2 separate regions of the Homo sapiens genome follow, and region 2 is linked to region 1. A link is an interaction called in ENCODE POLR2A ChIA-PET data of the cell type or tissue named here. Cell type or tissue: B cell. All regions are shown on one strand. Each heading gives the region's core, and the rest is flanking DNA. Links, peaks and the distances in the headings are about the cores only.

Region 1 (4,584 bases), core at 906-3,405:
AGTCTCAGCTACTGGGGAGGCTGAGGCAGGACAATGGCTTGAACCCAGGAGGCGGAGGCTGCAGTGAGCCGAGATCATGTCACTGCACTCCAGCCTGGGTGACAAGTAAGACATTGTCTCAAAAAAAAAAAAAAAAAAAAAGGAGATTCAATGACAAGACTGGTCAGCACTATAAAATTTATTCATATCTGAACTGAATTAAAAGCCATAAGTTCTGGCCCATGATTAACTTACAACAATATGATCTTAAATTCTTAGAAAGAAAAAGAAAAAAAAATCTTGCAGATGCTTTAATGTATGCCTAAAAGCAACAGTCCTCCAAAAATAAAGGGTATTAGAGCACTATTTCTTCACCACAAAAAAAAAAACCTCCAAGAAAAACCAATTAAAGTACATGTCATTCACAGAAGCATCTATGTTCATTTATACATTAATTTTTACATTAAACATTAAATATCCTGGGGGAAAAAAGACTAAAAACTCTTTCTGCATCACCATGTAAGTACAACCCAGAATCAATAACCCAGAAGCTCGAGGCCTGTTCACAACACAGACCTTTCAAAGATGCTAGGCTAGACCTGTGAATTTTCATTTAGGGCTGTCCCATGTAGCATCCAAAATATTATCATCCTGGGTTTCCCCTTTCAGCTTCTCATCATCTCCATCTCAATTCAAGGAAGAAAAAGTAACTTCACAACAAAAGACAAGTACATAAAATTACCTTTCACTTTATAGATGCACTTCATATTTTTCATTCTTTTAAAAAAAATAAAAGAGGCTCAGCATAGTGGCTCATGCCTGTAATCCCAACACTTTGGGAGGCCAAGGAGGGAGGATCGCTTGAGCCCAGGAGTTTAAGGCGAACCTGGGCAATACAGTGAGACCCCATCTCTAAAAAAATTTTAAGAAATAAGAAAAGAAATAAAAGTCACATCTTGCCAGTAGTTATACTGGTATGAAGGAAACCCTCCAAATATAATCTACAGAGTGTTAACCCCTTTAGTTCCTGCAAAGCATGGTAAGAAATAACAAATTACACCCCTATACCTTTTTCTCTGAGAATAAGATAGAACATTCCCATTCTTCTCCCTCCAGGGAGCCCTACCCCCCAAAAAAATAAACGCAGAAGCTGTGGCCAGATGCAGTGGTTCATGCCTGTAATCCCAGAACTTTGGGCAGCCAAGGCAGGAGGACTGCTTGAGCCCGGGAGTTCAAGACCAGCCTGGGCAGCAACAAAGTGAGACCCCTGTCTCTACAAAAAATAAAAAATTAGCCAGGCATGGTGACATGGACCTGTAATCCCAGCTACTTGGAGGATTGCTTGTGTACAGAAGTTTGAGGTTGCAGTGAGCTAAGATCATGCCACAGCACTCTAGCTTAGGGGACAGACCAAGACCTTGTCTCAAAAAAACAAACAAAAACAAACAAAAAAAGACAGAAGTTGTATCCTAAGGAAAATGAGACATACCAGTTAAGATGCAGGAGAATTCTGCTGAAACTACTTGAAACAAGATTCAGGGAGATGGAGGTCAAAATGGCTGTGTGGAAACACCACAGGGCTTAGAACCAAACAGACTTGGTTTCCAATCCCAGCACACTGTACAGAAACTGCACACCTATCTCTAGGAGTTGTTAAGATTAGAAACACATTTCAAAGACTTGCCCAAGGGCCGGGCGTTGTGGCTCACGCCTGTAATCCCAGTACTTTGGGAGGCCGGGGTGGGCGATCACTTGAGGTCAGCCTGGCCAACATGGTGAAAGTCCATCTCTACTAAAATACAAAAATTAGCCGGGCATGGTAGCGGGTGCCTGTAATCCCAGCTACTCGGGAGGCTGAAGAAGCAGAATCGCTTGAACCCAGGGGGCGGAGCTTGCAGCGAGCTGAGGTCGCACTATTGCACTCCAGCCTGGGCAATAAGAGAGAGATTCTGTCTCAAAAAAAAAAAAAAAAAAGTTGCCCAAGACCATATGTGAACCCAATTCAGCATGACTCCTAAATTCAGTGCTCCTTCCCAGTGCCATGCGTCCAGAATGCTACCTTATGGGAAATGTGTAACCACAGGTGGGAAGATACATTGTATGCAATGTTTAGGTGCTTTTTGCTACCTCAGTTCCCTCATCATCATTATGCTAATAGGAGCTATGTATTCAGCACCTACTTACTAGCCAGGCAAGGTATATGAAGTGCTAAGCACAGGACCTATTACATCATAAGCTCTCAATAACTGATGACTACTTATACAGAGATTTAACTTCTTAAAAGAGCTTAGAAAAGGAAACTGGAACGAAACAGAAGTTAACTGGAAACTCACAGGAAACTGAAACAGAAGTTAACCGGGCAAAAAAAGGGGAAGAACATACCAGAGTGGACATTTTAGAGAATGGCAATGTATACAAAAGCATACAAGTGAAAAAAAGCACAGTGCATTCATGGAAGTGCAAGTCATCTGGCATGGCTAGAGAGCAGACAACAAATATAGACAGAGCAGGAAATGAGGGTAAAAAGGCAGGCAGGTCTTGGTATACAAAGAAAGATGCTTAGAGTTTATCCTGTGACTGAGAGAAGCCAAGGAAAACTTTTAAACAGGGAAGAGAACACAATTAGGTTTGTGTTTCAGAATGATCAATCAGTGACAGGGTAGAGAAAGACCTACTGAAGGGAGAAGAGACCGAGACAGGCTGATGAGTTAGGAGACTACCTCATTAGTCTAAGCAAGAAATAAGTGCCTGAACTAACACTGGAATGATATGGAGAACAGGAAGTAGAAACAACAAGACTCAGTGATCCATTAGAATATGGATCACTGGGCAAGGTGGCTCACACCTGTAATCTCAGCACTTTGGGAGGTCAAGACGGGTGGATCACCTTAGCCCAGGAGTGAGATCAGCCTGGGAAACAATGCAAAACCCCATCTCTATTTAATTTAAAAAAAAAAATCTAATTAAAACAAATTTTTTGGTCGGGTGCGGTGGCTCACGCCTGTAATCCCAGCACTTTGGGAGGCCAAGGCAGGTGGATCACGAGGTCAGAAGATCGAGACCATCCTGGCTAACACGGTGAAACCCCATCTCTACTAAAAAAATACAAAAAAATTAGCCGGGCGTGGTGGCGGGCACCTGTAGTCCCAGCTACTCAGGAGGCTAAGGCAGGAGAATGGCGTGAACCCGGGAGGCGGATTTTGAGACAGAGTCTTGCTCTGTCGCCCAGGCTGGAGTGCAGTGGCACGATCTTGGCTCACTGTGATCCCTGCTCACTGCAACCTCCGTCTCCTGGGCTCAAGCAATTCTCCTAACTCAGCCTAGCCTCCTGAGTAGCTGGGATTACAGGCACCCGCCACCACACCCAGCTAATTTTTGCATTTTTAGTACTGATAGGGTTTCGCCATGTTGGCCAGGCTGGTCTCGAACTCCTGACCTCAGGTGATCCGCCCACCTTGGCCTCCCAAAGTGCTGGGATTATAAGCATGAGCCACCGTGTCCGGCCAAAACAAAATATTTTTAGAATATAAGGATGACTCTCAATTTTTTTGACTTTGGTAAGTTACTATGGTCTGAATGTCAGTGTCCCCCAAAAATTCCTATGTTGGAACTTAATTCCCAATGTGATAGTATTAAGAGATGGGGTCCAGGCACAGTGGCTCACAGTCATAATCTCTGCACTTTGGGAGGCCAAGGTGGGAGTATCATTCATGGCCAGGGGTTTGAGACCAGTCTGGGAAACATAACGAGACCCCATCTCTACAAAAAATAAAAAATCAGCCAGGTGTGGTGGCACACGCCTGTAATCCCAGCTACTTGGGAGGCTGAGGTGGGAGGATCGCTTAAGCCCAGGAATCCAAGGCTACTGTGAGCTATGATCTCGCCACTGCACTCCAGCCTTGGTGACGAGCAAGACTCTCTCGATATAGAGATAGAGATAGAGATAGAGATAGAGAGAGAGAGAGAGAGAGAGAGAGAGAGAGATGGTGCCTCTAGGAGGTGATTAGGTCATGAAAGAGGAGTGCTCATGAACAGGCTTAGTGCCCTTATAAAACAAGCTTGAGGGAGCCTGTTTGCCCCTCCCACCATGTGAAGATGCAACAAGAAGGTGCCATCTTTGAAGTAGACAGCAGGCTCTCATCAGACAATAAATCTTCTGACTTCTTGATCTATGACTTCCTAGCTTCCAAACTGTGAGCAATAAATTTCTATCATTTATAATTTACCAAGTCTAAGGTATTTTGTCATAGCAGCAGAAATGGATGGAGATAGTAAGTGGACATTCTGAAATACAGTTATCTGTGAAGCAGGGAGGTGGGGGCAGGGGTGGAGGAGGAAGTTGAAACAGAGTTGTTTTAGACTTACCAAGTTAGCATGGGGGAACCAATGGAATGTCTAGAGCAGAGGCAAGTCAGGGCTACAGATACAGACTAGGGAACCACGTGCACAGCCATGACAGCTGAAGCCCTGGGCACAGATAAGATTACTTATCTCTGTATGTAAAGTGAGGTGAAGAACAGACACAAATCTGAGGAATACCCTCATCAGGAGAAAGAAAGAGTAGAAGAAACCCCAGAGAGAGCACGAGGAAGGTTAGGAAGCCAG
Region 2 (4,584 bases), core at 944-3,443, 870 kb after region 1:
TTTGAGGAGATTCTGGTCTTAGAAAAGCCATCAGACAGGGTGAGGCCAGGCTTAGCTCCACCAACCCTTCATTCTTGAGTGTACGTATATTTCTAGTTGTGTCAACACTTTGTGTTTGTATTCAGGAAATATTCCAGAGTGACAGAGCTCTGGGCCAATGCTGGGTGGGCTGTCATGAGGTCCTCCACTAGTATGAGGCTACAGCGTTTTCCTTGCTCACCTATTCCTGCCAGGACCTGGATCTTGATAAGTTTGAAGAATTATTCAAGACAAAAGCGCAGGGCCCTGCCCTTGACCTCATCTGCTCCAAAAACAAGACAGCGCAAAAAGCTGCCAGCAAGGTGACTCTGTTGGAAGCCAATCGTGCCAAGAACCTGGCCATCACCCTACGCAAGGCTGGCCGCTCGGCTGAGGAGATCTGCAGGGCCATTCATACGTGAGGCTCCCACTGACCTGGCTCTGGTCCCTAGTCTGTTGGCAACCCAGTTCTCCACCCAGGAGCCTGGGTTTCCCTAGATTCCAGGTCATCTGACAGAACTCCCTCACATCCCCCTAGTCATCCACTGGCTTGGCTAGAATTTACTGCATCTGTGCTGGCAGTTCAGCCCAGACCTTCACCCAAGGAGCTCTCAGTCTATTGGGAACAGTGCAGTAACACTGAGTGATACCACCAGGATGGTAGAAGTATACAGGCAGCTTTGGGAGAATAGGGAGGTTCATGTAGCTGAGCTTGGTGATGAATGAGGGAAGCCTTCCCAGAGGAGGTAATGTCTCAACTGGGACCTGAAGAAAAGATATGAGTTAGTCCAGTTCAGGGCCTGGAGGGAGAAGCATAGTGCCTTGGGTACTAAAAATTGAATCTGGCTTTAGTGTAGGGAGAGGAGCAGGAGAAGGTAGAGAGTTGGGCAGAAGTCTTGCAGGCTGGACCTCGTAAGCCATGCTCAGGTGTTTGGACTTCACCCTAGGTACAGTGGGAGTACATCAAAGGGCTTATTAAACAGGAGCATGGAGTGTTCCCCCGGGATCATTGCTGGTGCTGTGACAGATGATGCAATGGGTCCTTTGCCTTTGGCTGTGTTCCGTGTACAGTCCCCTGTCCAGTTCTTCTAGGAGCTTGGAGAATAAAAGGGATGAGGGAAAACGTGGAGAGATGTGAGAACTGAGGTGGTCCCTCCCTCCTCCACAGGTTTGACTTGCAGACACTACCTGTGGACTTCGTGGAGTGCCTGATGCGCTTCCTGCCCACAGAGGCTGAGGTAAAGCTGCTGCGGCAATATGAGCGGGAGCGGCAGCCCCTGGAGGAGTTGGCAGCTGAGGACCGCTTCATGCTGCTCTTCAGCAAGGTGGAACGGTTGACCCAGCGAATGGCTGGCATGGCCTTCCTGGGGAACTTCCAGGATAACCTGCAGATGCTCACACCGGTACAGCCCCCACCCAACTCATGGCTCTGGACAGCTGTCCCTCCACCCTCCATCTGCTAGTCACCTCCCCTGCCCTTCCAGTCCTTCTGACCCCTCCCTGTCTTTACCCCATCTCAGCCTGGGGTTACTTCAGTGTTCATATTGTCCTACAGCAACTCAATGCCATCATTGCGGCGTCCGCTTCCGTCAAGTCTTCACAGAAGCTGAAGCAGATGTTGGAGGTGGGAAGAGGTTGTGAACAGGGGTGCTGGGGGTTTTCAGGTCCTAGGTGGGGGCCTGGGGCTATACAGAGAGGAAGAAGGAGCCTTCAGGACCTGAGCCTGACCTGCCTCCCACACATTCTTTGGACAGATCATACTTGCACTGGGGAACTACATGAACAGCAGCAAGCGGGGAGCTGTGTATGGCTTCAAGCTCCAGAGCCTGGATCTGGTAAGATGGTGAGGGCAGCGTGGGCCAGGAAGCCTGGGGGGCAGCAGTTGTGGAGCCAGAGTGCTTAGCTCTTGTGCACCGCCCTCACCCCCTCTCCTAGCTGCTGGATACCAAGTCCACTGACCGGAAGATGACACTGCTTCATTTCATCGCCTTGACAGTGAAGGAGAAATACCCAGACCTGGCTAACTTCTGGCATGAGCTGCACTTTGTTGAGAAGGCTGCAGCAGGTGAGGAGAGCCTGGCTGGGTGGGCCTGCCCTCACATCCAGCCCAGGACAATCCCAGGAAGCTATGAGGAGAGAGAACACTTGGGTCCATTTGTTTCTGGCTTTTGTTATCTTCTTTCTGACCACTTCAAAGCTTTCCGCTGGAGCCTTAAGCAGGGGCCACTCCAGAGGGAGCCTTCCTCCAGGCGCCAGGCCTGGCCCAGCCCAGCCCTTCCCAGCTAGGTACAGTGGGAGCAGGAACAAGAAGGGGAGCAGTCGCTCTTTACTCCCAACTCCCTCAAGCTGGCCCCAGAGGTCTTGTGTTTTGTGTATGATGTATGTGAAGTGCTTAGAAAAAAATCATAAAGCTCTCTATAGACATGAGGTAGCTGTTATTTCTGCCCCACCCATGAACCCTAGGGCAGGCCTGAGGCAGTTTCATTTTGGAGACCAGCAGTCTCTGTGGCTTGCCTGCCTTTGCTACTGTGTTCTTTGGGGTCACAAGCTCAGTTTCCATTCCATTCCCTCCCCCTGTGAGGGATCAGCTAGCTTGGTGTGTACTTCCTTATGTCCATACAGGTATGTGAACCTGAGTGAGCCCATGCTGAGGGGGAGGGCCAGAGTTTGATATAGCTCTGGGCTGGGAGGTGAGCATGCCAGGCCCTAGGCATTCCTCAGCCAGGCTTTTGGTGACCAGTGTCCCTGGAGAACGTGCTGCTGGACGTGAAGGAGCTGGGCCGGGGCATGGAGCTGATTCGGCGTGAGTGCAGCATCCATGACAACAGCGTCCTCCGGAACTTCCTCAGTACCAATGAAGGCAAACTAGACAAGCTCCAGCGGGACGCCAAGACGGCTGAGGCAAGCACGGGGTGCAGGCGGTGGGAGCAACCAGGGCCAAGGCACCAGGCCCCTCTAGGTGGCCCTAGTTCTATTTTTTTTTTTTTTTAAATCAAGCAGCTGGCTGGCTACATGTAGGGGAGAGAGAGCGCTTTGGGAGTGCCAGGCAGCTGCCTCTGGAGACATGTAGGGGAGAGAGAGCGCTTTGGGAGTGCCAGGCAGCTGCCTCTGGAGACTCATACTCAGGAGCTTTGGGAGCCCCAGGTTCCCTCCAGCTCACAGGGGCCTGGGTGCTTGGTTTTCCTCCCTTTGGCCCTGGGCTCTGCTTTCTGCAGGCCTCTCATCCGTGGTGTGGGAGCTGGGCTGATCTTCCTGCCAGGGTGACCCATTCTGCCCACCCCTTCCCCAGGAGGCCTACAATGCAGTTGTGCGCTACTTTGGCGAGAGTCCCAAGACTACACCTCCTTCTGTATTCTTCCCAGTATTTGTCCGATTCATTCGTTCTTACAAGGTAAGCTGCAGAGAGCTTTTTAAGAAGTTTGGTTGCGAGAAAACTGGCTGGGGGAGAGAAGCCTGGGCTTAAAGTATGGGCCTTTTCCGACTCCTCCTCCGAGTCCTGGGAAGGGAGCGATGCAAGCTGGTGACAGGCCTCTTAGCTGTGAACTGGTGGGCAGGGTGGGGCCCAGGACCTTCCTGTCATTGTTTGGGGCAGGAAGTGCCCCTCCAGAGGGTGGCCACCTGGAGTTAGCGGGTCCCACTGCCACCCACTCTCCACCTCAGTGTCAGCCCCTCCCCTCACAGCCTATGAGCCTCACTCCCCACCCCCCATCTTCCATGGCTCTTAGGAAGCAGAACAAGAGAATGAAGCCCGCAAGAAGCAGGAGGAGGTAATGCGGGAGAAGCAGCTGGCTCAGGAAGCCAAGAAACTGGATGCCAAGGTGGGTGGGACCAAGAGCTGGGGCCTGGAGGACGACAAGGCAAAAGAGTGGGGGCTGGGGGTCAGAAGGCTAGAGGAGATGAAAACTTGGAGTGGACAGACCACCCAGAGGGCCAGTGGGCTGGCATCCAGAGGGATGGAGGGAGGGCCTTTGGGGATTCCTAGCAGTGCACAAGCAGTGGCATCCTCAGACTGCACCTTGGGGCAGGAACCAGTCCCACATTAGGTTAGTGATGACTTCCTTCCCCTCCACATTCTTGGCCCTAGACCCCATCCCAGCGGAACAAGTGGCAACAGCAGGAGTTAATAGCAGAGTTGAGGCGGCGCCAGGCCAAGGAACACCGGCCTGTTTATGAGGGGAAGGATGGTACCATCGAGGACATCATCACAGGTGGGGCCCTTTTCACTCCCTGGGGCCTGGCCATTGCACCCAGCTCCCAAAGCTCAACCTAACCCCTTTGGGCTCTCCTCCCACCCCACCCCCCATGAGGCCTGACCACTGTGTCTCTCTCCTGGGCCACAGTGCTGAAGAGTGTCCCTTTCACGGCCCGTACTGCCAAGCGGGGCTCACGCTTCTTCTGTGATGCAGCCCACCATGATGAGTCAAACTGTTAGCCCCCAAGGTTGGGGCCCGACAGGTACTGGGCACCGCAGCTGCCCCCTCTGCATGCCCGTCTCCCAGGATTCCTGCTGGGAGACCACAGGCACCTTCTTTCCTGCATGACTTGCAATCACCCTCTGGCAGCCTC

Evidence for each region. Peaks named below come from ENCODE experiments on the same cell type or tissue, not always from the same donor. Only the 100,000 strongest peaks of a DNase experiment are listed, where the experiment ranks them.
Region 2: POLR2A ChIA-PET joins it to region 1 with 5 read pairs; 1 of 35 experiments calls an interaction of 5 or more read pairs at or near these places.

Annotation. Positions count from the first base shown.
Region 1 is chr12:50,515,593-50,520,176 of GRCh38, reverse strand. The region is part of intron 1 of DIP2B (disco interacting protein 2 homolog B); the gene reads right to left. Among named protein-coding and RNA genes, the nearest start is that of DIP2B, 13 kb to the right of the region's middle. RefSeq lists enhancers at 2,136-2,425, 2,486-2,575, 2,596-2,645 and a silencer at 4,368-4,417. In B cell, for the core only: no CTCF peak of the experiment used is centred there; a DNase peak (open chromatin) is centred at 2,336; H3K4me3 peaks cover 1,004 bases; H3K27ac peaks cover 2,500 bases.
Region 2 is chr12:49,646,528-49,651,111 of GRCh38, reverse strand. It overlaps FMNL3 (formin like 3), which reads left to right. Exons shown (of 26, transcript NM_175736.5): 17 at 234-436; 18 at 1,187-1,421; 19 at 1,574-1,642; 20 at 1,773-1,853; 21 at 1,954-2,083; 22 at 2,759-2,919; 23 at 3,308-3,409; 24 at 3,744-3,836; 25 at 4,103-4,226. Among named protein-coding and RNA genes, the nearest start is that of PRPF40B, 25 kb to the right of the region's middle. RefSeq lists an enhancer at 2,504-3,496. In B cell, for the core only: no CTCF peak of the experiment used is centred there; no DNase peak of the experiment used is centred there; H3K27ac peaks cover 227 bases.